Linked DNA regions of Homo sapiens: all the other regions are linked to region 4. A link is a contact called in ENCODE Hi-C or POLR2A ChIA-PET data. All regions are on one chromosome and are shown on one strand. The core of a region is the stretch at or near the end of the contact, and the rest is flanking DNA. Distances in the headings are between cores, read along the strand shown. Region 1 holds the start of PEX13 (peroxisomal biogenesis factor 13). Region 2 overlaps BCL11A (BCL11 transcription factor A). Region 3 holds the start of BCL11A (BCL11 transcription factor A). Region 4 holds the start of VRK2 (VRK serine/threonine kinase 2). Region 5 has its middle 35 kb from the start of MIR4432. Region 6 holds the start of RTN4 (reticulon 4). Region 7 holds the start of PPP4R3B (protein phosphatase 4 regulatory subunit 3B).

Region 1 (4,238 bases), core at 47-2,546, 3.0 Mb before region 4:
TAACACTGTTTAAAGTTGAGTAGTGAATATATAGGTATTATCTTACTCTCTACTGGTCTCTGTGTTTAAAATATTTCACGATAAAGTGGGAAAATGGTTAATTTTACATAAAAAGAACTTTAACAGATGCAAAAAATAAAACCTCTCTCATTCGACAAGCAGCCTAAATGGGGAAAAAAGAACCCACTCAAAAAAAAGGTAGCAGATAATGTCACCGTGGCTTACCAGCCTAATCAAACTTATTACTTGTTATGTATATATCCTTATTAAACTAAGTCGTTACTGTGTTAAAGCATTTTAGTGTTTAAATAAAAGATTTCAGAATACAGCAGAAATACATTCCAATATGTTGGGGTTTTTACGCTTAGGAAAACCTACAATAGTAGGTGATTTGACATTTGAATCACACCTATCTGAATTAAGATGTCCAGCACTACCAAACAAAAGCCACACGAGGCCACGAAACACTCCCAACTCTGCATGTTTTAGCCTTTTTAAAGTCCTAGAAACCAACTGATACTGATTAAAAACCAAACAAAAAAAAAATACAGGCCTCAGAAAAATACACTATTTTGCACACAAAGTCCATCCATAGGCCTCAGATCTAGAACTCCTGCTTTAAAGTTGCTTCTCCAATCTCGATCCGAAACACTGGCTGAGTTATGCTGGAAAAGAATGCAAAGTGTACGGGGCTTGAGTTCCTGTTGCGTAAAACCTTTCCGGCTTTCAGCAACTTCTCGAGAGGTTAACACCTTTAAGGAGAGACTTTGCTCCCTGTCGATGCCGTGGCTGGACAAATGCCGCTCTCAACTGCTACAGACCAAAGTCTACGCTTTAAAGATAGAGAAGCCATTCTGTCAAAGTGAAAACAGAAGCGGTAGGTAGGAAGCCGCCCCCCTTTCTTTCAAGCACAGAGACCCAGAGAGACGCCCAGGAGCTCCCGAAAAAAACGTTGCTGATTAGAGCTGCCGGGTCAGAAACAGCTGTGAGACACTAAAGTCCCCACTGGTAAGCGCCCCAGCTCCACCTCGGCCCCTATCCCCAAGGTTGGGTATTGGTTAAAGGGGGGAAGGGAATACCTCCACTAACAACCGCTACAACCGCCTCCTGCCAAGTCCCCGCTCGGGCCCACTAAACTCACAGCCTGAAGAATCCCACACTCACTGGAAAGTGGGGCCCGGTCCTGGTCCCGGTCCGGCTCCCGGAATTCGGCGGGTCTCCCAGGGTTTGGGGGGAGGTGGCGGCTGGGACGCCATCTCCTCCGCCTCCTCTCGGCTCCCGCTCCTACCCCTGACTGTCCAGGCCCGCGTAGACCAGCACCTGGAGCGTAAGACACAACGGGCAGAACACCGAGCCGTCCACCCCGCCCACCCTTGCAGTCAGGACAAGGCTTGAGTTACTTTGCCAGCTGAATCCATACAGCGGGAGGATGCCACTAATTTGTAGGAAGAAACACGCTCTTTGTATTTGCCCCAGAAAGAGCTGCCTTTCTAAACCTCAGGGTAAAGGCTCATCGATATTTCTGGTAGCGGCTACAACTCCCTAGACGTCGGAGTCCCACCGAGGCTTTTCTGGGAGTGGACCAGTCGGGCTGGGAGTAAAGCCGCACGCACTCCTTCGCTCGTGGGGGAGGTAGGGTGAGGTGGCAAACCAGGCAGTTTTTCGGATTTCCTCTACAAACAAGAAGGGAGAAGCTCACTTAGTCCTAGCGAGAGCGGGCTGGTACTTTTGTTCTAAAACGCACGTTTCCTCGGGGAACAGAATTGCTAGACGCAATAGGTGCGTTGTCTTTAGTCTTCCCTCTTCCCTTCGAGGGCCGGAAGGGGTTAAATCTCAGGCTCCGGCGTCTGGGGAGAAGGTGAGGCGGGTAGGTAAGAGGTGAAGGAGTGCAGACTGGGTGCAAAAGAGGTGTGGCGGGAGAGAGTTCGTTTCTCTCCTGCTGGAGCGGCTTTGTTAGCAAAGGAGGGGTGAGTGGGAAGTTTGTTGCACCTGACCGAAGGGGGAAGGGCTTGCTTGGCGAAAACTGAGGCTTGAGGTTAGATCTCGGGATGAACTTTTCAAGAGTCCACAGTAGATTCCAGAGCTGAATGTTTCAGAAGCCCAGTGAAGTGTGATCACCTCTTTCTCCGTAAATCCACACCCCCAGCCCCACGCCGCGTTACGAATGACACCCTTCGGTAGGGAAATGAGTTTTAAAAGATCTTAGGATATGAGACTCAGTCTGGTCATTTCGCTAGTTTTTCTTATACCCTGCCCCTTTTCTCGTTTTCGATGACTGGTTTTTGTAATCGTCCAAGAGGTGAAAATAAAGTCCTTCCTCTCCTCCAGTAAGCCAGAGACTGGGCTAGTTATCCTTGATTTGGGGAGGAGGGATTCAGTCCTCCTAGGGAGCCTGACACATGAAAGGCGGCTTTGTAGCAACTTGTTACAGAGTTATTTCTATAAAACAAACACATAAACGAAAAGCAAACATCTTGAGGGTAACCAACACTGGAAAACTTACATTGTGGAATGCCTTTCTCAGGGCTTGCTTTCAAACATAATAAATCTAATATGGACAACCGATTTCTAATATCTTATGAAATCCTGGCATTTAATTATCTCACGATGAAAAAACCAAATTTAAGACGTAACGTATTTTCTCCTTTTAATGTTAACATTCTTGAGAAGTTGATAAATTGTTGGTAGGTGAAAATGATGTTGAGAGGTTTGTAAATTCATAGCTCGTTTATTAACACACATTCAAAAGAGGTCTTTTTTGGGGTCTATTTTTAGACCTCTTCAAATTACTCAGGACTGGAAGTTTTGTAATTCTCATCAATCAGGTTTGGGAACTTCTCAGAGCCAGGAGATTGTAATGTGTCATTTATTTACTTTGCATGATACCTTTGTTCTTGTGAACTTACTGGAAAAATAAACATTGTCTTCTAGCCATGGAAAATAAAATAAATTTTAATATAGCTATTTAAGTATCGAGGGAAATCTTCATTAAGTGTCCTTTTAAAGTGCTTATTGATTTATTGGAAGAGGGTGTATTTCTTCTGTCTCTTTTTGAGTTAAATGTTACTTCTGAATTAAGTAAAATTCTTGACCTTAACTAATGGAGAAAAAATAACTTAGAGTAACAGGTGAAACAGAAACAGTTTCTCTGTGTATGTAGTCAGAGATGCACTGTAAATGCTTATATTCGCCCCTCACAGCATCCGATCTCTTCTCTGCATCAAAGTAGATTAAATGGGCTGGGAAAAGGGATCCAGATCACTAGTAAATAGTAATGACTTGACCTTGACCACACAGATCTTATTTATTTATTTATTGAGATGGAGTCTCGCTCTGTTGCCCAGACTGGAGTACAGTGGCACGATTTTGGCTCTCTGCAACCTCTGCCTCCTGGGTTCGGGCGATTCTCCTGCCTCAGCCTCCTGAGTAGCTGGGACTACAGGTGCGTGCCACCACGCATGGCTAATTTTTTGTATTTTTAGTAGAGATGGGATTTCATCGTGTTAGCCAGGATGGTCTCGATCTCCTGACCTCATGATCCTCCTGCCTCAGCCTCCCAAAGTCCTGGGCTTACTGCAACCTCCACCTACTGGGTTCAAGTGATTCTCCTGCCTCAACCTCCCGAGTAGCAGGGATTACAGGTGCACACCTCCACACGTGGCTAATTTTTGTATTTTAGTAGAGATGGAGTTTTACCATGTTGGCCAGGCTGGTCTTGAACTCCAGACCTCAAGTGATAATGCCTGCCTCGGCCTCCCAAAGTGCTGGGATTACAGGCGTGAGCCACTGGGCCTGGCCAGATCTTCATTATTTAGAGGCTGTTTTCCACATATTCTGTTTTCTTTCTTGAAAATACCCTGGAGCCCAAATTTACTTAGGCAACCCTAACTATGCGTTTCTCAATTCTGGTGTTTCAAAGTTGTCACCTTGTCAGCTTGTATGGTGTGTCCATACAAGCCTGATTTTCTTCCCTCTGCTGACTCACATATTCCCCTGAATTAGAATTCAGCCAGAGGCAATCTGTTTTTAGTAGTCCTGGCTGCTGAACTGATTTTTATGGTGAAGAGTTCTATGTAACTATATGCCTGTCTTCCTCATTATTTTGTGCAAGAATCTTGGTAAGTGGCCCCAAACATTTAGCAACTTGCAAGTAAGTAGGAAGTTTTAGAGGTTTGGAAAACGCAGACTAGAAGAATCACGTCTTTATACTAAGCTGTTGGGAGGAGCTTCACCCTTCC
Region 2 (3,783 bases), core at 998-3,497, 2.5 Mb before region 4:
GGATGGACTTTTAAGTGAACTCTGATGATGAGTAGGCTCTTAAAACTCTTTCTCAACGTTCTCTGCTGGGTTTGTGTGTCACCTCCCATGCCCTCTCTGGTGTGTGGTGATTCTCAGATCTAGAGCAATGCTTCCTGCCTTGTCCCCCCATGCCTTTGCGTGTGGGAAGCTAAAATTCACATGTGCGATGCCCTCCCATGTGCCATTTTTACCTGGTCCCTTCTGCTCACTCTTTATTCATATTTAAATGCAGGTGAGTTGGAATGTCATCTTACAGGCATAATCCTGAATCTGCTCTATCGCAGACATTTTAAAACTAAATTAAATGTTAGTACTAAGTAGTAGCCAAATTCTCTGAGTCTGCTTCATGACAGGCTGTAACACACTGGTATGGAACGGTAGGTCTAATCCTGTGACTCCTTTATCTATGATGTTTTATGTATTATGAGAGCTCAGCAGATGTTGACAGAGGGAATGAGACAAGATGATTTTAGGTCTAGGTTTGATAGATAAAAAACTGGGCCAAATTTTATATTTTCTTTGAAAAGATAGCTAAATCTCAGCAATTATTTTATTTTATTTATTAAGCTTTTTGTAGAGACAGGGTTTTGCTATGTTGCCCAGGCTGGTCTTGAACTCCTAGCTTCAAGCAATCTTCCCTCTGTGGCCTTCCAAATTTCTGAGATTATAGGCATAAGCAAATGCCTCTGGCCTTCAAGTAATTAATTTAAAGTCTTTTAAAAATTTTCTCTCCTCCCCTAAAATTGGGTTTTAGAGTAAGGTTCTTGTTCCTCTAGTCGACAAGAGTTTCTGAGGAATCATAGAAGAAAGCACAGCTCTTTGAGCATAGATAGTTTCCTTCGTGGAAAGCCAAAGTGAATACTTATTGAGCATCTTCTATGTAGACATAGACTTGTGAAGTCATATCATTAACCCTGTCATTTTACAGATGAGAAAGGTTGAGGCTAAGAGGGGAGTGAGTGCCAGAGTCTACTTGCTAGGCAGTGGTAGACTTGGCCCAGAGCCTGGGGCTTCCCACTTTCATTCCTGGCTGACTGTACCAATCGCACATGGCCTCTCCATGGCCAGCAGGAGCCAGAGGTGGCCCGCATGTGCTTTGCAGAGGAACTTGCACCCACGCTTTTATCGGTGATGGCTGGAATGCTTTTCTTAACTGGAGCTTTGTTGAAGAGCCTGGTGCTTTTGTGGCAGTGCTAACCTGGGGAGCCCATGGTAAAACCCAAGCAACAAAACCACCACCCAATCACCTGTGCTGTTGCAGAGAATGGTCCTTTGCCCTTTCTTCTTGCCTTGTTCCTTTCCCTGTTTTCTCTGCCCTTTTTCGGGGCTGGTCTTCCTACCACCTTTCCTGCTAGGGCTCCCAAAGTGTGGCCCTTCTGGGGTTTACATGGTGTGCCCAGGGAATAGCTTGGCTTTTTTATTCAGATAACTGGAGATAATGGAGTAGATGGAGTTGGGGTGGTGAAGGAACGTGTACCCTCTCAGGGGCAGATGGCCCTCCAGAATTGGCCAGCCCAACCTCTTCCTCACCACCCTAGTTCTATTTTTAAAGACACCTCTCAATCGCAGGAAATCCTTCCTTTTGTCTACCTTCGATCCCTTATGCTTCATTTTAAACCCATTTCCTCTTCATTCCAGAGACGACAAAGTATCTCATCACCAGCTTTGGGCTGAAATGCTTCATATTTTACATTCTTCATTCCATTCTCCGCCACTTCTTCTTCCTAAATAATCTCTTTCCTGAACCTGAACTCATGGATCTATTATCTTGTAACCCATTTATTGTTTCTATGCCTCTCTTTAGAATCTGCTGGTTTTCCAGCTCTTTTACTCAAACATTAGTCTGATAACTACAGAGTCCAATGGCAAGATATCTTAGTGTTTTCCACATTCTTTAGTCTTATGTCTGCACTCTTATGTCCTGCTTGCTTTTTTAAAAACCAGTGCTTCATTGATGACTCATGCTCAGCTTGGTGTCCACTAGGAATGCTAGATCTTTGTCAGCCATCTTTGAGGGCAGTTAAACTTTCACTCCCAGTTGTCCTGATGCCACATTTCTCCCATCCCAGGTGCCCCTCTCTGTCCTTGTCCATATTGAGCTTAGCTCTCCACTCCTGACACGAGTTCCCTGACTTCCTCTCCACTTCCCCGGATGACGGTGAGTTACGATCTTGTCTCCTAAGGTGCCCCCTCCCTCTTGGCTCCTCTCCCAGTGACGACTTCATGGAGGCTGAGAAATATAGTGAGTGGCCTTTCTTGCCTCACTTACTGCTCGGTAAGTTAGCTCAGGGGGAGAGCTGTTCATAACTTTGCACTGACATCTGGAGAACAAAGGTTTTGGAAGAGCGGAGCCCAGATTCCCTGTGAGCCAGCAGAGCCAAGTCTTTTTTGAGTTTCCAGCAAAACCTGTGTTTTAATAATAGGAGTGGGTCATTGTGTTTAATAGTACAACAAAACCTAAGTGCACATAATAAGCACATCTTTTCTGTGTGCTGGGGTGAGGAGAGGTGACAGTGAGTGTGTAGGATGATATGAAAAGCATTACAGACATGGGAAAGCATCTTAGAGCACCCAAAGCTGGCATGAGTCATCACAGGCTTATGGCCACAAGGCTAGATTTTCAATCCCTGCTTCCCTTTTTCATAACCCAGTTCAATGAAGACATAATTGAAGTGGTGAGAAGAGGGGCCACCGCCCTTCAGACTCCAGGGTATTTGTATTCCAGGACCCCTCCGTGGGTGTTGGCCCAGCGGTGCCCAGAGAATATTCCCTTATTGGATCTTTCTCGAATTGACTTGTTCACTTCCTGTTCAGCGCAGCCTGGTGGTGACTCGGTAATCCCCACAGTAAGACCTCACAGTGGGTTGAGTGGCCTGGGAGCTCAAGTCAGGGGCAGAAATGGGGAAGCTGGAAAGTTGGGTGATCAAGAGTCATTTGGAAGCCCCCATGTCTGTGTCAGTCCACTCACATCTCTGTCCGCCACCCACCACCACTTTCTCCCTGCCTGAAAGCACTGGGCTGTGTTTCAGAGAGGTAGCTGGGTCCCACAGATATTTATGGAGGGCTTGTTTCTGTATCTCCTTCTAGTGGGCTGGACCTCCCCAGGCCATTTTTCTAGGTAACTAGGAAGGCCTGACTCTGTCAGCAACTTGGCTTTCTTTGGAGGAGGTGTCACTCTGGGATTAGTTAAAAGGGGATCAGTGGTATTCACATTGGCTCGTGGGTGTATTTTCTCCTCCTCAAATTATAACCTTTTGGAGGGCAGGAGTCATGTTTTATTTTTTGTGCCTTCTTGGTGCCTAACATAATGCTGGTTCATATGTAGTATTTAATCTGTACTTTGCTCACGCTGCTTGATTGAACAGAGAAAGACCGGGCTTTGAATGGATCCCCAGCTCCCTGTCCAGGGAAGGTGTGAGGCTGGGCAAGTTTATTTCCCCCTTCCTCCCTGGGGAGAAAGTGAAAAAGTGAAAGTGCTGGGGTTGGGATAGCTGGTGGTGTCTTTGTGGCTTTCACCCCATGGTCAAGCAGTGAACTCTGCTTGCAGATTCTGTCTCGCTCACCTGGAAGCCAGTGTTGGGGAAGGAGCACGTGGGGGAGGATCCTTAGGTCTGGGCAACACTTTGGAGTTAGGGGGTCCCCTGGAGGTGTGGGAAGCTGGTAGTGGCATTCTGGAAACAAGCTAGAGCCTGTCTCACCAGAGGGAGAACGGCTGAGTTCGGAAGGGACTGGGGCCTGCTTTCCTTTGGGTGGCTTTGACTG
Region 3 (4,216 bases), core at 1,132-3,631, 2.5 Mb before region 4:
CCCAAGAAGACATTCTTTTGGTGACTCCAAGGCTGGTTTAACAAGACAAAAAGCAGACTGTGGTGGAATAGAGATGCTGACCTGCTCTGAAGAACTCAGTGAAAAGGGGAAATGGTGTCACACACAAGCTACAGAGCTTAACTTCTAGTGAATCCTCCCGCTTCTTAAACAGAATTTGAGGTCTCCCTCCCACAAACTGGAGGGAAACAACAACAAACAACAAACCACATTGACACAATCCCAGTACAGCCCACATCTCTCTCAATGTTGAGCATCAAAACCTCCTTTTCTTCCTTAGAGGGGTCCGAAGCTCCGCCGAGCTAGGCAAGCCAGTCATTTTCTAACACAGTAGACTTGAAACTTTACTAAGACGAAACAGGAATAAACAGCCGCTTGCCGGCAGGGCTGCGGGATGGGTGAGCGCGTGCAAGCCCGGGGCCCTCGCTTAAAACAATAAAGCCCCCCCACCGGGTGGGTGAGTTTACGGAAGCGACACCCTTTAGACTGAAGAGGGGGATGAGAAGACGGGGGTTGTGGAACCGCTCCGAGGAGAGGGAAGGAGGGCTCCTCGCTCTGCAGACACACTCACACATATCCACCTGCAGCTCAGGGTCTCGCGGGCCATGGCGACCCGTCTCCACCCTGCACCCTCCGCACCTCCCTTGGACCTGAGTCCATTCTCCTCTCCCCCCAACTCCTTCCAGATTTGGAATCGGACTGCGATCTCCCCGGCGGCGGCGGCGGCGGCTGCAGAGTGGTGCTGGCAGGCAGGGAGGCTGGGAGGCGGGAGGCGCCAGGGGACTTTACAGGCACGTTTCTGAATAAACTTTCCAATCGCAGGGGGTGCTGTTGCTGTACATTTTACGTAAAACTGAAAGTATCCCACGCCAGAGTGAAGCCCGCTTTTTGACAGCGGCAGCACGCGCGTGTGTGTGCGTGTGTGCATTAAAGAGACAGGGTTTTATTTCCAACAGGTCTTCCCTAATTTCCAGGGAACGTCTGCAGAAAGGCGAGAGGGGGCTGCTGGCTCCTGGGTGTGCGCCTTGGCCGGCGGCGCCTGGGGAGCGCGGCGGTGACCCGAGGCGGTCATCTCACCACCGTGGTCTCCCCGCTGCTCCTGCGAGCCTGTCGCTCTCTCTCCATTCCCATTTTCTCTTTCCCTGGGTAACAGCACAGGAACAGTTGTGCTCTGCCCGTAAGAAACATTTTCTTCCCATCCCTCTGTGCTTTTGCAGTTGCTCTGGAGTGGGAGGGGGTGTGTCCCTCCCAGGGACCCGGCTCGGGGACCTCCCGCGGCGCCGTGAGCACATTCCCAGGGACTGGGACTCCCGGGACTGCCCGCGCTTTGTCCTCGGCCTCTCAGAGAGGTGGACGCCTCGGTGCCTCTCTTGCCCAGGCCCCCGGCGCTCCCCTCCGGGGGCCAGACTCTGGCTCCTCGTTCTTTATTCCTCGGGCTCTCTTTCTGCGACCCTTAGGAGCCGGGGACTCGGCGCTTTCAGTTGCATTCAGACCCAGTCGCTTGGCGGGGCGCTCAGATTCCCGGTCCCTGGCTCGGCCTTGGGGGCGCCCTCGGGCCCCGGCCTGCGCCGCCTGCCTCTCCCCGGTCCCCTCTTTCCAGGCCGCGCGGGCTCCTGGAGACTTGGGCGCTGCCCTTCCGGACCCGCAGCCCTCCAAACTTAGGCTGGATTCCGCGTTGCCGTGCGCTCCCTCCCACCTCCCCTCGCCCGCTGCGGAGCTGTAACTTGGAGGCTCAGCTCTCAACTTCGGGTGATTTTTCTTTGCTGTCCTCTCCTCGGGCAAAGTTTCCCGAGCGCAGCCGCGGGCTCGGGGCTTTTACTTCGGCCCCTGGCGTCCACACGCGGGGAGCGAGCGCGGCGGCGGCGGGGAGGGGAAGTGGGTGTGCGTACGGAGGAGGGTGTCCGGGAGCAACTCTACCTGGCTTCCCTCCGCCCGCGCTTCCCCAGCCCGGGGCTGCAGCCTCCCGGTGCACTCTCGCTCTATTTTTTTCTTTTTTGAATAATCTTTCATTTTAGAGTCCGCGTGTGTGGGGGGGAGCAGGGCGCACGTCTTGCTCCCCCCCACCCTTTCCTCCCACCCCTGCCACCCCTTTCTTCTCTCCCGGCCACGCCACCGCCGCGGCGCTCGCTGCGGCCACTGGTGAGCCCGCGGCCCCAGCGCCCCCTCCCCTCGGCCCGCCCCTCCCCCGGGGGCCGCGTCTGGCGTCCGCGGAGCCCCCCGCCCCGCACCTCCCCCTCCCCGCACTGGCCATTGGCTTGTCCTGGTCTCTTTTTCATGTCCAGCCCCTGATGTGTGTCCATTGGTGTGAGCTTCCCCTTCCCTCCTCCCCTTCTCTCCTGCTCGCCCTGCCCATGTTTTGTGTGTCTCTGTCCATCCAGACTCCTGACGTTCAAGTTCGCAGGGACGTCACGTCCGCACTTGAACTTGCAGCTCAGGGGGGCTTTTGCCATTTTTTTCATCTCTCTCTCTCTCTCTCCCTCTATCTCTCTTCTCTCTCTCTCCCTCTTTTTTTTTTTTTTTTTTTTTTTTTTTTTGCTTAAAAAAAAGCCATGACGGCTCTCCCACAATTCATCTTCCCTGCGCCATCTTTGTATTATTTCTAATTTATTTTGGATGTCAAAAGGCACTGATGAAGATATTTTCTCTGGAGTCTCCTTCTTTCTAACCCGGCTCTCCCGATGTGAACCGAGCCGTCGTCCGCCCGCCGCCGCCGCCGCCGCCGCCGCCGCCCGCCCCGCAGCCCACCATGTCTCGCCGCAAGCAAGGCAAACCCCAGCACTTAAGCAAACGGGAATTCTCGCGTAAGTAACCCAATAATAGTAATAATAATTATTAATAATCACGAGAGCGCGCAGGACTAGAAGCAAAAGCGAGGGGGAGAGAGGGGTGTGTGCATGCATTTTTAAATTTTTCACGAGAAAAACCTCCGAGAGTCGAGGTAAAAGAGATAAAGGGGGAAAAAACCCTCATCCCATCTGGAACCATTGCCGTGTATGCACTTTTGAGACAGCACGCACCTTTTAATTTTATTTAATTTTACAAAAATTTGACTCCTCCTCTTTCCTCCTTTCCGCCGCTTTATTTCTCTTTTCGAAAAGGAATGCAATGATTCCACTCCCCCCCCGCCCCGCCAGTTTTGCAAAATAATGAACAATGCTAAGGTTGCGAACAACTCACATGCAAACCTGGGGGTGGGAGCTGGTGGGGAAAGGGAGGTTGCTTCCCACTCACCGTAAGAAAATGGGGGGGTAGGGAGGGAGTGAGTACAAGTCTAAAAAACGATTCCCGGGGAGAAAAGAGGTGAGACTGGCTTTTGGACACCAGCGCGCTCACGGTCAAGTGTGCAGCGGGAGGAAAGTAGTCATCCCCACAATAGTGAGAAAGTGGCACTGTGGAAAGGGGCCCCCGGCGCTCCTGAGTCCGCGGAGTCGGGAGAGGGGCCGCGGCGACGGGGAGAGCCGTGGGACCGGGAAGGACGGGAGACGCGGCCGGCACTGCCGCCTTTTGTTCCGGCCAGAGGTGGGTGTTTGTCCCGCTGCCTTTTGTGCCGGCTCCTCGCGCTTGCCCTCCCGCGCCGCCGCCGCCGCCGCCGCCGAAGGGCAGGAGCTAGGGCCGGGGGAGGAGGCGGCCGGGGGCACGCGGGAGAGGGAGGGAGGGAGCCCGGACTGCTGCCTCCTGGGTTGCCGCTGCCCTCCCCTCCCGACCGAACCTCAGAGGCAGCAAGGAGAAGACTGGCACATAAATAAATAAATACATAAAAATAAAATAAATAAAACAAGGCAAGAGAATGTACAATTTCTTGCCCCCAAACCGAAGCCAAACGCTCTGCCAACCCTTTTCTGTGACGGCCTTCTCTTTGACTCCCCCACCAGCCCCCCTGCAAAAATCTCACAATCTCTCATCTAGAAAAAAATTTACAATCACCCTCTTCCCCCAAACCCCTTCAGTTGCAAACTTAGGGCGCCGACGGCACGGAGAGGGAGAGAGGAACTCCCTCCTCTTACTATTTTTTGGAAGATTTTCAAAAAAAGTGGAAGTGGATTTTGATTGGGAAAAATCTCGTGTCTGAATGTTTACAAGCACCGCGTGTGCGGGAGCCTCCTGCCAACAAACAGACAGAGGACCGAGCGCGGCGCGGCAGCCCCGGAGCAGGCGGCGGCGGCGGCCTGGCCTCGCCCGGGCCTTGCCCGACCTCGCC
Region 4 (3,907 bases), core at 1,241-3,740:
CAGTTGTGGTTTCTCATCTGAAAAAAGCATGTTTCTAAGAAAACAAGCTCTCAAAAAAAAAGAAAGTTAGCATTTTGTCTGGCAGATTGTATAATTATGCTCTAAAAAGACTTCTAAGATTTACTCAGAAAAACATGGACAACAAGGAGTGGGTCAGTGATGTCTTGAACCTAGACACTGTACTCTATTATTACTTAATCGAGTACAATCATGAATTTTAATAAAGTACACATATGAATTCCATATTTCCATTCTTAAAATACCACTAAGTAATCACGGTTACAGTCACAGATATAAGAATAATTGTTAATTTAAGGTTTTACTTTACCTAAATATATCAATCCAAATCCTCCAGAGCCAATCTTCTTGCCCAGTACCCACTGATTGCCTTCCATATCATCCAGAACCTTGCCTTCTGGAAATGGAATAGGAAGTTTGTATTTTTCATTTCTTTTTGGTGGCATCACTTCTGTTGGCAGAAGGGGTGAGATAAATGGGTAAAAAGAAAAACAAACAAACAAAACTCTTAAAATACACTTCCCAAAATGTCTTCAATAGGGAACTTTCCCAGGTTCCCAGAAATTAGGATTCTAAAGTTAATTCAGTTTGGAAAAGCCCACACATTATATTCAAATTAGAAATTCACATACATTACAATACTGAGATCTAAGAGGTATAGATATTTTAAAAAAACAGAAGCAAACTAACCAAATTTCATCCAAAATTCATTTCGGGGTTCTATAGCACATATTAACAGTGCAGGACACACCTTAAGAAACACGAAATTAACAATTTCCAATGAAGAAAGAAAATAAATTTCATGTACATGGAAATATTGCTGTCACTGAGAATGTAAAATGTTAAAAGTGAGAAGGTCTTCAGTCACTAGAAAAGAACACAGGATTGGATTGGGAAGACACAGACAATGGCAATGGACATCTCACCACCGTGATACTAGGTACTCAGTAAACATTTGTTAAATGAGCCAGGGATTTTCACGGATATGTAACTTAGCAGAATACTAGGCCATCAGTTCTCGGGCTGCCAAAATATTCTCAGCATTTTGTCTTCTTACCCTCTTTCTCAGTTTATCACAGTGAAAACAGTCCTGCCTTAGAGATTACAACTGTGCCACCAACAACAAAAGCATAATCTCCACAGCACAGCCATGCAACTTTAATCAACTAATTATAATTGTACATAGGTTAGCAAATTTCTCAATGGGAAATTCTGAGTTAAAAGAGAAAATTTCTTAGGGGAAAATACATATGCCAGCATACATGCCTGAAAATAATTTAAATGTGAAGGTAACCATGATCCTCTAAGTATTTAAAACTATTAAGAGTTTCTGACATGAAAGTTAATTAAAAACGTATATACGTAAATGTAAAGTTTTCTTAATATAATCTTCCTAGCTTCCATAAAAGAAAGTATCTGTTTTTCCTTTAACGGGTTTTTCCTCCTTCACTTAACTGCTTTTTTACTTAGCAGTATTGTCCCAGGTAGAGTCGCTGCGTGTATCTTTAACAATATTCACCTTCCTCCTGATAGGCACACAAGGGCTGGGAATTTGGATGGTGAACTATGCCTAGAGCATTGATTGTATCATAAAGCAGGAAAAGTTTTTGTGGAGGTTTCCCTTGACCAGTACATTATATAGGCTGGTGCCTATTACAGATTTACTGATTTAAAACTTAAAGTCTCCAAAGTGTAAACTACTGATTAAGGAATAAATTCTAAATAATTATAAAAAAGATAAATACACTTTGGGGCAAGGCAGCGGCCTCAGGGCTTGAGGCGGTAAGGGAGACTCTACGAAATGTACATCCTGGGGGCGAGTCCCGAGTTCATCTGCCAAGGGAAACGACAGCCTCTCAGGGCCCGTCCCTGTCAGGGGTGTCCCTTCGGCTTCTGGGTACCTTCCCAGGGCTAAGATGAGTCCTCAACACGAGTTTCCGAGCAAACTGGTACCCAGGGGTTAACATGTGCCTGGGCTGACCTCCAACCCCGCCGCGGCCCCTGACCCTGCGGAAGGTAACGAGAAGCAGCGCGGCCCAGCCGCCTGGTCCGTCCGCCCTTAGCACGCCGGGGACCTACGGCCAACCCCGCGCCCCAACTTCCCGCCACAAGTTCTCTCTGCACCGGCAAAAAGAGAAACTCCACCCACTTTTCCGCTAACACGTCGGACCCGCTTTTGGCAAACGTGAGTAGAAGGGGACGCCTTGTTCTCACTCCCAGCGGGGAAAAAAGAACCAAACGCGGAAGCAGCGACTCTGCCCGGGCCGGAGCTGAGGCCCGGGGGCTGGGACGGCCCGGAGTCCCCGGCATCTAACTCCGACGGCAGCCCTTTTCCGAGCGGGGCCGCGGCTCCGGCACTGCAAGCGGAGGTGCCGCCCGCCACCCAAGACCCCAGAGCAAGAGACTGACCGGGCCTCAGGATCCCCCGTCGCCGGGCCGCGCGCACCGCCTCCTACCTGCCGCTGCGACGAGGCGGAGCCCCCGGGCCTACAGTCCCGCGGGGAGGCGGGCCCAGCACTCGAGCCTGCCCTCCCTAGGACCTGCCTAACTTCTCTCCAGCTGCGTCGGCCTCGCAGTGCAGCGGCCCGCGGAGCCTCACACAGGCCGCAGCCGGTTCCTTTCAGCGGCCTGTCCACGCCCCGGAGACGCCCAGGGGAAGGAGAGGGCGCGGCTACATGGGGAATGGGAGCTGTGTTACTACCTCCACCCTGGCCCGCCAGCGTCTGGACGAAGAACCGCCGCCAGACCAGTTTGGTACGAAATAAGCACGACATGCATTTGTGTAGGAGTGTTAGATCTCCTGTACCACAACCTGAGTACTACGAGCTTCCAAATGGCTAGTCCTTACCGAGCTCTCGCCGAGCAACTAACTATTGGTACTAGCGAAGACTCCAGTTAGGAGGGCCTGTATGTAACTCACCGCGTTTAAGTTCTCAAAGGCATATTGGTTCAGGACCTATTTCTGCCATTAATCGTAGGATAATTTAACACCGTAATTAACAAACTTCAGGTTTTTTTGTCTGTGAAATGGAAATAACCCTTGTTGTTAGATTATAAGGTTATTGGTTATAAGATTATGACAATAAGGTGAGGACTTTATTAAGCAGTTTTCTAATACATAAAGACTCATAGTGGCCAGGTGCGGTGGCTCACGCCTGTACTCCCAGCACGTTGGGAGGCCGAGGCGGGTGGATCATCTGAGGTCAGGAGTTTGAGACCAGCCTGGCCAACATGGTGAAACCCTATCTCTACTAAAAATACAAAAAATTAGCCAGGCGTGGTGGCGGACGCCTGTAATCCCAGCTACTCGGCAGGCTGAGGTAGGAGAAGCGCTTGAACCCAGGAAGCAGAGATTGCAGTGAGCAGAGAGCGCGCCACTGCACCCCAGCCTGGGCAGCAAGAGGGAAACTCAGTCTCGAAGGAAAGAAAAAAAAGACTCATAGTAAGCTTATATTTTAGACTAAACCAAACAAATGCTTAGACAAAGATTATTAATACGTCAGCATTCTACATAGTAACCACCAATAATTGGTTGGGATACAAATACTGAAAGGAAAATTAGAGCCCTTTAATGACTTTGATAGAATAAGGAATTGGGGCTCCCTACATCTTTCAGACTGTCACCAAAATGAAAGATGGCATGAGAAGACGTTTCTAAAAACAAACAAAAAAGTATTTTTAAAGAAACAGTCCATAGAATAATTGTGCCCTTAGTCATTCACTGGTCCAACAGTGTCCTTTCTTATTTTCTTAAGATATTTATATAACAGATGCATAATTACAGATATTTATGTAACAGATGCATAATAATCCTAATATCCATATTGGGTACTCTTTCCTCCTTTCCAAATTTGTTTAGCTTTCCACCACTTCCCCGGCTCCCTTTTGA
Region 5 (4,126 bases), core at 725-3,224, 2.3 Mb before region 4:
AAATAAAAGCTAATCAATTAACAAATAAAGCTAATCAATTAGCTTTATAAATGAAGCTAATCAGTTGCTAAACTGTGCTCTATTCTTCTGCCTTGACATAAGAATCTTTGACCTGGAACAGGTTTGAATTTAGAATTTTCCACTCCATGGACTATGGCACTGGAGGGTGGTGAATTACATTTCCCGATCAGTGCCAACAGAAAGAGAATAGGGCTTGTGATAATCAGATATATTTGCCCAAATCACTTGGATAAGTTTTTCTCCTCTGTCAATGCTGAAGCACGCTGGTGCTGGAGCAGGAAATCACAGCCCAGAGAAGGTGAGCAGGTGCCCTGTTCACACAGAGCTTGGAAGTTCTAATCTCTGACCTGAAGTGAGACATTGAAATAGAAATCTTTCTCTTCCTCCTCCCTCCTTACCCTACCCCCAGCCAACAAAGAAAGAAATGCAGGTGCATTTAACTTTGCCTGTAACTTTCTGTTCTGCAATGAAAATGGCCTCCTGTGTTTTTGTTTCACAAGCACAATTAAAAGTCTAATTTCAAAGCTACAATAGGGAAGCAAGGGCGTCAGTAAGAAACCCAGAACTTGATGCAAATAATTGAGCCATTTTTAATTTGTTCAGTGTGATCAGGTAGGGGGAAATTCTATATTTAAATATAACCAACCACCTTGAACCTTGTATGGAAGTAACTGTGTAAGAAATGTTTGGTAACATGTTGCTGAAGTTGTAAAATGTGTACCTCCCAAAACAAGGATATTCAAAAGTTAAGTTTCTCACGGTGATGTTAACACATCCGCATCGCGTTGCACATGCTGTACAATTCTGCATCATAAAAAATGGATTTACAAGCTTAAGTACTACTCGGGAATATTACATGTGTGGAATGTGGCTGGGTTAATGTCACTGTGAGACCCTTAGCCGTTGCCAAGGAGGTTTCCTGAGCCTCAGCTGGGGCCAGGCGGGGGCAGACTGGAGAAAGCCGCTGCTGCCTGGGCCTGCAACTTTGCCTAATGAACAAAAACACCATTTTGGCCTCAAAGATCTTGAGCTCCACAAGCCACAAATCACAACGAGGAAGAAATCAAACATTAAGGTTTCTCTCGGATTATTATTGACCAGGACGGTCTGGAAATTATAGGATCTTTCTAAATGTGGGCAGGGGCTTCCGTGAGGTCCAGCAACACAGTGGCATTTGCTTTTACTGCTGCTATTTCTCTGTTTCTGGTTTTACTTACTCTGACCCCTCTCCACACCAGAGCCGGTGTGAGAGCTGCTGTCACCTGGCCTTTCCCAGAGCTGGAGGGAGTCCCTGGGGGACGAGTTGGGTGGCAGGTGATGCGTGTAGACTAGGATGTGAGATTAACTCCAGTCCGAAAGGGCCCTGGGATAAATTACACATGTCCGAACATATCCATAGAGGAGGAGTTGAGTGGAAATAGGCTTCAGGGGCAGCCAAAGAGGGAAAAACATGAGGACATTGTGTGTGTGTGTGTGTGTGTGTGTGTGTTGCTGTAATGATGGGAGGGAGGATGCAAGGCAGGACTTACGGGTCCTAGCCAGCTGTGCTGCACCTGGTCCGTGAGGCAGTGTGGAGTCCACCGAAACGACCCTCAAGCCTGATGCCAGTTCCAGAAGCCCAGTCGGCAACTCTGCCACCTTACACTCCTCTCCCCGTGGAACTGCCTGGGGGTGCTGGCATGGGGACATGAGGGATGTCTGACAGGAGAAACAAGCATTTCAAGAGTGTGTGGTTGGCTTCGCTGTCCTTTGGGGGGAGGAACTGGAATCAGTCAACAGGCAAGTAAGTTGTTATTGCACACCTTTTATGTATTCTGCTGGGCCGTGGGCTGCGGAGGGCACTAAAGGGGTAGAACATCCTGCTCCTCTTGAAGACGCCCAGCCTTTGGTCCCATGACCTCAGGCACATGCGTAATCTAAGCGGCAGCCCAGAACTCATGACGGGTGCCCAGTTCCTTGATGCCTCCTGAAGGAAATGCTGCAAGCTGTTCAGAGGATGGAGACTGCATGGGGGTGTTCGTAGGCAAGGAAGGCTTCAAGAAAGAGGCAGCTCTGAGCTGCTTTTCAAAGAAGAGAGGATTTAGACAGGCAGAGAGAAGTGGGGATCACTCAATAGAAGTAAATTCCACAAGCTCTGATCTCTATCCCTAATAGGGAACGGGGCTCCTAACAATAGCTTTTTTTTGTGGTCTGAATTCAGGCCCGACTCCCAGTTCCAGCCTGAACACTGGTCAGCTGAAGACAACGCTGCCACCTTCATCTCTTCCCTGCCTGTCCTGCTTACAACAGTTGCAAGAAGTTTATACCCACATTAAGCCCCCAGAGGCAGGCTGGCAGCCAGCCTTCGCCACTGGTGCAGAGAACTGAGTCAACCACCCGGTGTTCCTGGCTGCTCCCCCTGAGAAGCTTTCCCACCCTGTTCCCTGAGTCGAGAGTCTTGGCTGGGCACCTGCTGCACTGTGGACGTGCGGACGCGGCCTCCAGAAGGGGGAAGGGAGCCCTGGCTGGCTTCTCTGAGACGTGTTGAGTGGCTTGCCATTGAAGACTGTTTCCTCACTCAGGCAGCTGCATGCCCCAAGTGAGTGACTTCCTCTCTCTGGACTCAGTTTCTGAATCTGTAGACAAAGAGGGTGGACCAGATGGTCTTGGAGGTGCCTTCCAGGTCACATCTCTCCTGTTTCTAACAGCAGGTGGAAGCAGGTGAGGAGGGCAGTCGGGCAGAGAGGAATGGAGAGGAATTCCCCCACAGAGGCTCTTGGGAACCACACAATTCCCCATTCTGGTGCCACCTGCTTCAAGGATGTGAGTGAGAGCAGTGCTGGCCTTGAAGCCTACATCGGTGGGTAGTCTAGCCTCCCTAGATGTGTCCTTAGGTGTCATGGGATCCATATCTGGATCATCAAGGAGACCTCACTTAGGCTTCTCTTGACTTACCAGGAAAGGCTAAGTCTTGCTTCGGGCAGGCAGCTGCCTCTGGGGCCCGGGCCTGTGGCCCCAGGGGAAAGAATTGTTGCCCCAAGATGCTCATGCAATGTTGTGTGACTGTGGCAAGGCTGTGCCATTTTAGCTGGGATCAACACGCTAATGGGCACAGGTCCAGGGGGAGTGCAGGTGCCTTCCTGGGTGCAAAGTGGCCCTCATCCCCATAGCACACAATGTCTGCACAGCTGAGGCTGGAAGGGACTGGCTGAGGGCCGTGCTGGTGTGGGCAGATCCCTGGAAGATCACCTGGGCCATCTCCTCATTCTAAAGATGAGAAGAACGAGGCTTGGAGAGGATGAGTGTCTTGTTGAGGGTTGCACAGCAAGTTGGGGACACAGCTGCAGGAAATCCAAGTCTCCTGATTCCTAGCCCATGATATTTTCTCTCCCACCAAGTTGAAAGGCTGAGGTGATGGGAGGCCTGGCATACCACAGATGGAAACTTGCATCGTTGCCCCCGGGGCTCAGATGATTCTCTAAAAATGTGTCTGAGGAAGTGAGAGTGCAGGGCCTCTCCTCACACGTTGGAGCTGTAAGTAGGGCACGTGCTTTCAGCTCCAGGCAGGACTGGAGAAGGTTATGGAAGGGCAGCCAACCAAGAAGCACTTATTTAAGCATTTTTATGTGCCTAGCCCTGAGCTAGGCATAGTAGGGCATAAAGGAGCTTTGAAGGACCCTCCCAACACAGCAATTTCACTGCAGCTGGTGAGCAAATTTAACTCACAAATCAATTACAAAAACAACCTCATGCAAGCTACTGTTTGTGTAATAAAATGTAAGAACATATATTTGTATTTGCGTAAAGGAAATCTGGAAGGATATAAAAAGATAATAAAAGTGTTAACTAAACAGTTACGTGATGGGGTGGGGGTGAGATTTTTGTCCTTTGTACCTTTTAATTACAAAATTATTTTGAACTATGTGAATGCATTTTCTTTGCAAAACATTAAATACAAACAATAACAAAAAACCCAGACAACTAAATGTGAATTGGGTGGCAAGGGGCCAAAGGGATTTGGGAAAAGCAGAGTTCAGAAGATGTCATAGAGCTGATCCAGGTTTCTGGAAGGCCAGAACTGGAAGAGACTGTTGGCGTTATTTTGTCCAACTTCCCATTCAATGCT
Region 6 (4,081 bases), core at 817-3,316, 3.0 Mb after region 4:
TTGCACAAATAAAGCCAGTTCTCCGTGGAATTAATGTGATAGGTCTTGAATATATTGTTGATAATTAACCCAATCAAGTAACATTGCCAGGAAATCTTTATTCTTTTCCTTTTTTAAAGGTTCATAAACTTTATTTCTTAGAGCAGTTTTAGGTTTACAGAAAAGTTGAACAGGAAGTACAGAGTTCCCATACACTCTCACTCCTGCCCCCTAACCACAGTTTCCTCTATTATTATTAACATAACGCATTGAGGTGGTACATTTGTTACAACTGATGAACTGATATTGATATATCATTAACTAAAGTCAATAGTCTACATTAGGGTTCACTCTTTCTGTTGTATAGTCCTGTGGGTTTTGTCAAATGCATAATGTTATGTATCCACCATTACAGGATAATACAGAACAGTTTCACTGCCCCCAAAATCTTCTGTGTTCCACCTATTTATCCCTCCCTCCAACTCTTACTTTTCTTTTTTAATACCCAAATTAAGCCACAGTAATATAAATTAGTTGGAGCTAAGAATTTGCCAGTGATTCCCCATGGCAATCAAACTTTCTTAATTATTAATCTAGACTAGCACTGTCCAAAAGAAATATAATGTGAGCCATTATGTATTTAAAAAACTCTAGAAGCTGCTTTAAAAGGAACAAGTAAAATTAATTTAATAATATTATACTTATCCCAATATATCCAAAATATCAATTTCAACATTCAGTCAACAGGAAAGCTGAGATATTTTACATTTCGGAGGTACTAATTCTTGAAATCCAGTGCGCATTTTACACTTACAGCACATCTAATTTCAGCCTAGCTACATACATTCCGAGTGTTCAATCAGTAGCCACAAGTAGCCAGTACCTGTCAGGTACAGCACAGATTTAGACTTTGAGCAACTTGAAAGCAGGTTATCCTCTTCTCTCCAGGGCCTCCAGAGTAGGCATGCAGTGAATATTTTTGAAAGGTAAATCAGAAAGATAAAAGGATCCTGATTCTTACAAAGATGTTCTGCAACTACTCTCTTTAAACTCTCCAGCCTCATAAAAAGTGGAATGGGGATCATGCTTATTCCTGCATATCAAACCAATGACTATGGGGCTTCCTGACTCCCAGAAAGCCTGAATCATCCGAAATGTTGACTCATGAACCTAAGGTGACTGAAATGTAACGTGAACCAAATTAGCTTTCCAAGGCATCTTTGTATTTCCACTTTCCTGTCTCCCCGCTGCCTCTCTCTTTGGGTGACTCACTCTCTTACCATGTAAGAGTCCAGCAGGCAAGGCCCCAAACTCTCTTTGGAAGAAGAGCAGACTTTCAAATGGTCGGCCCCAGATCCCTAGTTAATTCAGCACAGCTGTTTTCCTCCCAATTTCGGGGGCTGCGGTTTAGACTGAGTGAGCCTAACTGTCAAAAAACAATTTTTTTCTTATTTTAGGGTGGTAGTAGTAGTGATGTAGTTTGGAACTTTGAGTGAACAAATAATCTTTTATTTCAAAAATCTTTAAAAATCCTTAGGGCCCACTTCCCAGTCCCGCTAATACCTTTCTCCAGTCGGGTTTCTTCCTTTCCCGGGAGGAAAGTTTCCACTCTCAGTTCCCCCAGGATAACGCCCTTCCGGTGGCGCGCCAGAAACCGCGCCGACCCCTCCCAGCCAGCAGCCCGCCCCCTTTCCCAGTGCTCTAACGACATACGGACGCCAGCTGCGGGCAAGGCCAAGACCCCACCCCAACTCACGGTTACCCAAAGTGGGGGTGGAGCTCCCAGCTCTCAGCCCCGCCCATTGAACGCAATCCCAGCCGGTAAGAGAGAGGAAGTGCCGTAGTCCCCACCCACTTTCATCTCCTTCCCTTTCTGTTGGCCCGGCTGGTCGCCTATCTTCTCGATCCTGTAGCCGATTGGCTCTCTCCCTCCCGCGCCAGTCCCTGCCCTCCCCTGGGGAGGGTGAGTCACGCCAAACTGGGCGGAGAGTCCGCTGGCCTCACTCCTAGCTCATCTGGGCGGCGGCGGCAAGTGGGGACAGGGCGGGTGGCGCATCACCGGCGCGGAGGCAGGAGGAGCAGTCTCATTGTTCCGGGAGCCGTCACCACAGTAGGTCCCTCGGCTCAGTCGGCCCAGCCCCTCTCAGTCCTCCCCAACCCCCACAACCGCCCGCGGCTCTGAGACGCGGCCCCGGCGGCGGCGGCAGCAGCTGCAGCATCATCTCCACCCTCCAGCCATGGAAGACCTGGACCAGTCTCCTCTGGTCTCGTCCTCGGACAGCCCACCCCGGCCGCAGCCCGCGTTCAAGTACCAGTTCGTGAGGGAGCCCGAGGACGAGGAGGAAGAAGAGGAGGAGGAAGAGGAGGACGAGGACGAAGACCTGGAGGAGCTGGAGGTGCTGGAGAGGAAGCCCGCCGCCGGGCTGTCCGCGGCCCCAGTGCCCACCGCCCCTGCCGCCGGCGCGCCCCTGATGGACTTCGGAAATGACTTCGTGCCGCCGGCGCCCCGGGGACCCCTGCCGGCCGCTCCCCCCGTCGCCCCGGAGCGGCAGCCGTCTTGGGACCCGAGCCCGGTGTCGTCGACCGTGCCCGCGCCATCCCCGCTGTCTGCTGCCGCAGTCTCGCCCTCCAAGCTCCCTGAGGACGACGAGCCTCCGGCCCGGCCTCCCCCTCCTCCCCCGGCCAGCGTGAGCCCCCAGGCAGAGCCCGTGTGGACCCCGCCAGCCCCGGCTCCCGCCGCGCCCCCCTCCACCCCGGCCGCGCCCAAGCGCAGGGGCTCCTCGGGCTCAGTGGGTGAGTGCCGCGACCTCTCGCTTCGCGCCGCCCCTCGCGCCCCTCCCTCTTTTGTGTGCAGCCCCAGATGCTTTGGGCTGGTCCCTCCTCTCCGCCCCGAGGGCGCTTTGTCTGCGGACTTCGGGGCGATGGCGCCCCGTCTGGTTGGAAGCGCGGGGAGAAGGGTGGGGCGGCCCTTGGAGCCCGGGTTTGTTCTTATTGTCCGTCTTGGTTTCGGGGAACACGTGCACCGCTCCCGGCTCCCACTTTCACCCTGTGTGATGCCCAGCGTACGGATTCTCGGAAGTTAGGCACCCACCCGTAGTAGGAGCCGGGTATATACCCGAGAGCCAGGGTTGTGGATTTATCGGGTTGGTTGGGCTTCGAGGTGAGGAAGGAAAGGCCTTGGCACCCAGATATTTTTAGGAGGTGCTTTTGTCTACCCGTCTGGGTTGCTCCTTTGGAAAAGGTGCAGTTTTGCTGCGGGTCTGTTGGCCTGCATTCTGCCCCGGGCTCCCTCCTCACCTCCTGGCTGGCGTGGGTGGCCCCTTTGCGCTTCCCCTCCCCCTCCTCCTGTGCTCGTGGGGAGCTGGCCGAGTGGAAAACGTCCACATTGACCCAACCGCAGTGAAGGGAGAGCGCCTCCAGTGGTGTGGTGCGTGGAGAAATGGGAAGGAGAGAGTTCTGGTAAAGTCCTGCCACCGCCCAGCTCCCCGGGGTGTGATGTGGACTGCTCCCCACCAGCTAAACCGAGCCAGGGAAAGGGGATCTAGGCATTGTGTTCGAGGGGGCGTAGTTCTGCCGGGGTTTCAGCTGCAGGGTCGGAGGAATTGCTGTTAGTGTGGACTTGGCCCAGCCTCTTAGTGCATCATAATTGAATCTTACAGAAAAAAATAAAAGGCAAAATGGTTGACATTCCTAAAGAAGGGAAAACCTGTGGATTCCTTGCCAGGAATTGGCTAATTGAACTCGTGGCAGATTTACCATGAGACACAGAGAAATGTTTTGAGACAGACATTTTCATATATATTGGTTAGAAATACTGTTTTTCAGAAGGATATGTTTTAGGTTACAGAATCAAAATACGGTCACGTGCCTCATAACGACGTTTAGGTCAAGGACAGACCGCATTTGCAACGGTGGCTCCATAAGGTTGTAATGGAGCTGAAAAATTCCTGCCGCCTAGCGACGTCTTGATCTTGACCCTGTGTAGGCCTAGGGTAATGCGTTTGTATCTTAGTTTTTAACAAAAGTTAAAAAAAAAATAGAAAAAAGCTTATAGAATAAGAATATAAAATTTCTTTTCTATAGCTTTAAAATGTGTTTGTGT
Region 7 (4,111 bases), core at 1,547-4,046, 2.4 Mb after region 4:
ACAATAGGGTTCTCACTCCTACCAGAATGTAATGCCCCTGCTCATCTGACAGGGGGCAGAGCTCAGGCCGAAATGCTGGCTCCCCTGCCACTCACCTTCTGCTGTGCCGCCCAGTTCCTAACAGGCCCTGGACCACTACTGGACCACTACATACATATCTACATATAATTACCTGTATATGCATAGAATATCTCTGGAATAGGACTAGATACATACTTTGTGGGCCCAGTGCAAAATAAAACCGCAGGGCCCTTGTCCAGAAACTTTCCTGAATTTCAAGTTAGTGACAGCAAAACATTAAACCAAGTGCCTATCTGTACAGGTCACCACCATGAAGCCAGCCCTGCTCTGGCAACATACACAGGAAAATGGAATAGAGGTGATTCCAAGAGGAAAATTCTATGAGTGGCAGGAGACAAAGACTAAAAGAAGACTTAGTTTTCACTATATATCTTTGCCTTTTTTTTTTTTTTTTTTTTTGAGACAGTCTGTCACACTGTCCCCCAGGCTGGAGTGCAGTGGTGCAATCTTGGCTCACTGCAACCTCTGCCTCCCAGGTTGAAGCGATTCTCCTACCTCGGCCTCCCAAGTAGCTGGGATTACAGGCCCCCACCACCACGCCCAGCTGATTTTTGTATTTTTAGCAGAGACAGGGTTTCACCACGTTGGCCTGGCTGGTCTGGATCTCCTGACCTCGGGCAATCTGCCCACCTCGCCCTCCCAAAGTGCTGGGATTACAGGCGTGAGCCACCATGCCCGGCCTCTCTTTTTAATTTCATATGTGTAAAGGCATTACTTATTCAAAACAACAAAAAAGGAAGATTGTGGGCTTATTTGGTTAGCAACTCTTTGAAGTGGAACTTTGATGACTGCCTGAAGCAAAGAACATCTGCTGGGGAAGATGTGGTTATGGGGGGCCCTCAGACTTGGATAAGCACTGAGCCCTGTGCTTTGGAGGGGTCTGAAATCCATGGAATCATGGGACTGTAGCCACCTGCAGCCCACTTTCCCTTTTCCAGACCATGCTGTGGGCACTCTAGTATTCCCTATCCCAAACGCCAAGCCTGACTCCAGGGTCTGCACAATCCTCTTCCCAAGTTCAGTCTTCCTGGGGAGTAACCAAAGGGTGAGGCTTGGACAGAAGGCTGGAGAGTCTAACATCAGGCTCAAAAATTGTGTGAAGCATTCTCTGACTCTTCCAAGACAGAAATGTTATTTTCTCTGAGGTCAAAATACATTTTGTCCACTTTCATCACATCAATTAATTGGCTCTATTGTTATGTATTATATTATGATGATTTTCTTCAAGTACATTTTCTGAGGTCTCTAGATTAAAAAAAAAAACTATGAATCCAGATTTTGAAATTATTTCTATCAGCATGTGTTCTGTACACTGACCCACGTTGTAGTGTACTGCTGAAGGGTGTCCACACTTAAGCGATCTGGTCAAAACATAAGCACGTTTTAACAAGACCATTGATTAGTTATGACTACAACTCCCAAGATGCACTGCAGGGTCAGTGTGCGCGTCTCGCCTAGTTTTCACCGATCAGGCTAATGAGCTGCACAGAAGTGGCAGCTGAACAAGCTGAGAGACTGTATTAAAGAACGAATATAGCGGGGATGGGGAGCAGGCGTCTACGGTCCCAGCTACTCGGGAGGCTGAGGTGAGAGGATCGCTTGAGCCCTCAAGGCGGAGGCTACAGTGAGTCGAGATAGCGCCATTGCACTCTAGCCTGGGAAGCAGAGAGAGACTATCAAAAACAACAAAACGAATAAAGGGATTCTACCAAGAGTGAGCTGGACTGAAATAAACGACACGCTACTACGACCCAGCGCGTGACTATATCCACCGCACAATGTGCGATAATAGCCTCAATGCAGAGAGAATTCCTCCTTTCCTTATTCAGTGCAAGAGAGCCCTATAGAGAACGCAGGAAATGCCCGCGAGAAACTGAGAAGTATCAAAACAATCACAGATATGTTAGGAAAGTAGCTCCCCGCCACTTCCCTAAACTTATCATAGCAGACTTACTTTCCAAGGTTACAAACACAAGAAGAGCACTGTATTTTCATGAAGCGGAAAATGTGCTTTACAATCGCCAGCTACTAAGAGCCTTAACGGTGAAGCGCTCTGCAAGAAACAGGAAATCGTCAACACACTTTCTGCATGAATTGCCTGGAGAGTTGTGTCCATAGACAATTCCTGGTTAGATGCTTAATTGTAGCAGACTCCATAACGGGGTTTAGCGGGTTTCCATTCGGCAGAAAGGGCTCCACGTTCTTTTTCACAGAAAGGTTTAAACTTATTTTTCCTCCTCAGGCGGACGAAGTGAGCGTCGTTCCGTGAAGGTATGAAACCCTTTTCCTTCCTTTCTGTCCCTGGTTACTCCGGTTCAAGGCTACGTACTTCCCCGGTTTGCTTTGTTTTTTCCTCAGAGCTAAGTTCCTAGGAACGTCACATACTGGTGCCATCCAACAACATGACGACGTGCGGAACCGAAGTCCCCTTCCACCTAGCGGCCTCTCGCGGCGCAGGCGTGGACGGGGAGATCGCGAGAACCTCCCGCCCAATTGCGACCCCGCGCCAAGAGGCGGGGCCGAAAGAGGAGGAAGTCGGGCCGAAAGAGGAGGAAGTCTCGCCGAAGTACTCCCGCCCCAGTCGGTACCCCTCCTCGCGAGAGCGCCGAGCATTCCGGCCTGGGAAGCGCGTGCAGAAGCGGAGGTGCTGCTCATGGGACTTGTCGGCCGCCGTAGCCCCTGCTAGGACAGCCCGTGCGAGCCTGCTGGAGGAGGAAGAGAAAGGCAGAGAGAGTCGGGTTACAAGATGGCGGATCTGTAGTAGTTACCGCGGCGGCGGGAGAGCAAGCGAGCCCTGGGGGGCAAAGAGACGGGAGAGTGGGTGTATGCGCGGGTGAAGTGAGAGGTAACGGGGCCTCCGGGCGGAGAGGCCTCAGTGGCTCTTGTCACCCCTTCTCGCGGCTGAACCTTTGGAGCCATGGTGAATTCGGGCCTCTCCGAAGCCGCCGCCGCCGCCACCGCCACTACTGCCTTTACCGTCTCCTAAGAGTGAGGAGCGCGGACGAGGTAAGCGAGGAGGCGGCGGCTAGAGCGGTGGAGACAGCAGCCACCATGTCGGATACGCGGCGGCGAGTGAAGGTCTATACCCTGAACGAAGACCGGCAATGGGACGACCGAGGCACCGGGCACGTCTCCTCCACTTACGTGGAGGAGCTCAAGGGGATGTCGCTGCTGGTTCGGGCAGAGTCCGACGGTAAGGTTATCGGAACTGTAGAATAGGGGATAGTGCCTCTGGTTGGGGCACAGCTTGGGTTTAGGGCCCTGGGCCCGTTACCGTTGCTACTCCTTCGGGACAGCGCGTTGGTTCTGAACTGGCTCTTGTGTACGGCAAAAACAAAGTACTGTACTTTTGACTGGACTTATCCTCGGAGACCGAGACTCTCTGTCCTTCTCCCATCTCTCTTAAGGATTGGACTCCTTCCTTTCCAGTCCCTCCTCTTTTGAAGAGGGGAGAGTGTGAGAGAGAAGGGAGGAAGTAGTGAGAGACTAGGTACTGATGTCGCCCTAGGAGCTGACACCTTCCTCCCCCTTTATTTACTTATCCATTATACGTCTAGTACAAACGGTTTAGGGAAACTTTTCTTTCCGAGTGTTTTTAAAAAAAAAAAATTGTACCAACGGGCCCCAGGTGCCACAGTCGACAGGTGCTGGGGAAAACCGAAAGGCACGTTTTCCTGGCTGTATTGCTGACTGTTGCCACGATACATGGACACACAAGCACATACATCTGTAGTCTGCATTTCTTCGGGCTGCCTTTGTAGAAGGCGCTATGAGAAAGTGAATGCCTTACAATCTAAGCAAGTTGGGACACCAAAGCAGGTTGTAAACTGCTGTGTTCTTTGGTTTATTGTAGTCATGTGAAGTATTTTAAATTACAAAATGTAGAGCCGTAATTAAAATGCCTTTTATAGTATAATCTGGACTTGATTTGAACAACTGATATAGGCAGTTAGAAAAATAATCTTAGGTTTAGTCTTGACATATTTTGTATTCTTGCTTGTTCCCTTTTATTTTAAATAGTCATCACTTC

What was found. Hi-C counts contacts between places; a loop is a spot of excess contacts on that map. ChIA-PET counts read pairs that join two places held with the same protein, here RNA polymerase II (POLR2A). Pooled maps may share reads with other maps.
Region 1: a loop to region 4 is called in a map of CD8-positive, alpha-beta T cell, with 13 times the contacts of the local background. The contact joins the promoter of PEX13 here to the promoter of VRK2 in region 4. A Hi-C loop is called at or near these places in 2 of 168 maps with a recorded cell type or tissue (CD8-positive, alpha-beta T cell and naive thymus-derived CD4-positive, alpha-beta T cell) and 10 of 50 pooled maps.
Region 2: a loop to region 4 is called in a pooled map, with 2.7 times the contacts of the local background. The contact joins the enhancer-like site here to the promoter of VRK2 in region 4. A Hi-C loop is called at or near these places in 1 of 50 pooled maps. POLR2A ChIA-PET finds 5 or more read pairs at or near these places in 2 of 52 experiments (MCF 10A and activated B cell).
Region 3: a map of CD8-positive, alpha-beta T cell shows a loop between it and region 4 (7-fold over the local background). The contact joins the promoter of BCL11A here to the promoter of VRK2 in region 4. A Hi-C loop is called at or near these places in 6 of 168 maps with a recorded cell type or tissue (B cell, CD4-positive, alpha-beta T cell, CD8-positive, alpha-beta T cell and 2 more), 6 of 37 single-sample maps with no recorded cell type and 16 of 50 pooled maps.
Region 5: a loop to region 4 is called in a map with no recorded cell type, with 14 times the contacts of the local background. The contact joins the enhancer-like site here to the promoter of VRK2 in region 4. A Hi-C loop is called at or near these places in 3 of 37 single-sample maps with no recorded cell type and 3 of 50 pooled maps.
Region 6: a loop to region 4 is called in a map of CD8-positive, alpha-beta T cell, with 11 times the contacts of the local background. The contact joins the promoter of RTN4 here to the promoter of VRK2 in region 4. A Hi-C loop is called at or near these places in 2 of 168 maps with a recorded cell type or tissue (CD8-positive, alpha-beta T cell and naive thymus-derived CD4-positive, alpha-beta T cell) and 11 of 50 pooled maps.
Region 7: a loop to region 4 is called in a map of naive thymus-derived CD4-positive, alpha-beta T cell, with 10 times the contacts of the local background. The contact joins the promoter of PPP4R3B here to the promoter of VRK2 in region 4. A Hi-C loop is called at or near these places in 1 of 168 maps with a recorded cell type or tissue (naive thymus-derived CD4-positive, alpha-beta T cell), 6 of 37 single-sample maps with no recorded cell type and 16 of 50 pooled maps.

The regions. Positions count from the first base shown.
Region 1 is chr2:61,014,778-61,019,015 of GRCh38, reverse strand. It overlaps PEX13 (peroxisomal biogenesis factor 13), which reads right to left and starts at 1,296. Exons shown (of 4, transcript NM_002618.4): 1 at 1,165-1,296. The coding sequence starts at 1,256. It overlaps PUS10 (pseudouridine synthase 10), which reads left to right and starts at 761. Exons shown (of 18, transcript NM_144709.4): 1 at 761-1,008. RefSeq lists an enhancer at 840-889.
Region 2 is chr2:60,514,940-60,518,722 of GRCh38, reverse strand. All of the region lies in intron 2 of BCL11A (BCL11 transcription factor A), which reads left to right. Among named protein-coding and RNA genes, the nearest start is that of BCL11A, 37 kb to the left of the region's middle. RefSeq lists enhancers at 2,806-2,925, 3,036-3,165. Within about 2 kb of position 2,247, at least 6 of the 41 ENCODE cell types and tissues checked have a DNase peak (open chromatin) inside an H3K27ac peak, as active enhancers do.
Region 3 is chr2:60,551,819-60,556,034 of GRCh38, reverse strand. It overlaps BCL11A (BCL11 transcription factor A), which reads left to right and starts at 2,381. Exons shown (of 4, transcript NM_022893.4): 1 at 2,381-2,819. The coding sequence starts at 2,765. RefSeq lists enhancers at 1-497, 1,072-1,121 and silencers at 742-871, 1,812-1,901, 3,311-3,670, 4,191-4,216.
Region 4 is chr2:58,045,389-58,049,295 of GRCh38, reverse strand. VRK2 (VRK serine/threonine kinase 2) reads right to left here and starts at 2,490. Exons shown (of 13, transcript NM_006296.7): 1 at 2,428-2,490; 2 at 329-469. The coding sequence starts at 464. LOC107984043 (formin-2-like) reads left to right here and starts at 2,063. Exons shown (of 3, transcript NR_171623.1): 1 at 2,063-2,772. RefSeq lists a silencer at 2,238-2,507 and enhancers at 2,111-2,666, 2,658-2,777, 2,667-3,222.
Region 5 is chr2:60,350,404-60,354,529 of GRCh38, reverse strand. No RefSeq gene overlaps it. Among named protein-coding and RNA genes, the nearest start is that of MIR4432, 35 kb to the left of the region's middle. RefSeq lists enhancers at 829-878, 1,019-1,098, 1,579-2,078, 2,849-2,928. Within about 2 kb of position 1,974, at least 5 of the 41 ENCODE cell types and tissues checked have a DNase peak (open chromatin) inside an H3K27ac peak, as active enhancers do.
Region 6 is chr2:55,048,436-55,052,516 of GRCh38, reverse strand. It overlaps RTN4 (reticulon 4), which reads left to right and starts at 2,066. Exons shown (of 9, transcript NM_020532.5): 1 at 2,066-2,772. The coding sequence starts at 2,217. RefSeq lists enhancers at 2,236-2,285, 2,248-3,060 and silencers at 2,426-2,485, 2,626-2,745.
Region 7 is chr2:55,616,307-55,620,417 of GRCh38, reverse strand. It overlaps PPP4R3B (protein phosphatase 4 regulatory subunit 3B), which reads left to right and starts at 2,796. Exons shown (of 17, transcript NM_001122964.3): 1 at 2,796-3,274. The coding sequence starts at 3,133. PPP4R3B-DT (PPP4R3B divergent transcript) reads right to left here and starts at 2,488. Exons shown (of 3, transcript NR_186624.1): 1 at 2,036-2,488. RefSeq lists enhancers at 2,426-2,475, 2,496-2,895, 1,989-2,913, 2,914-3,840.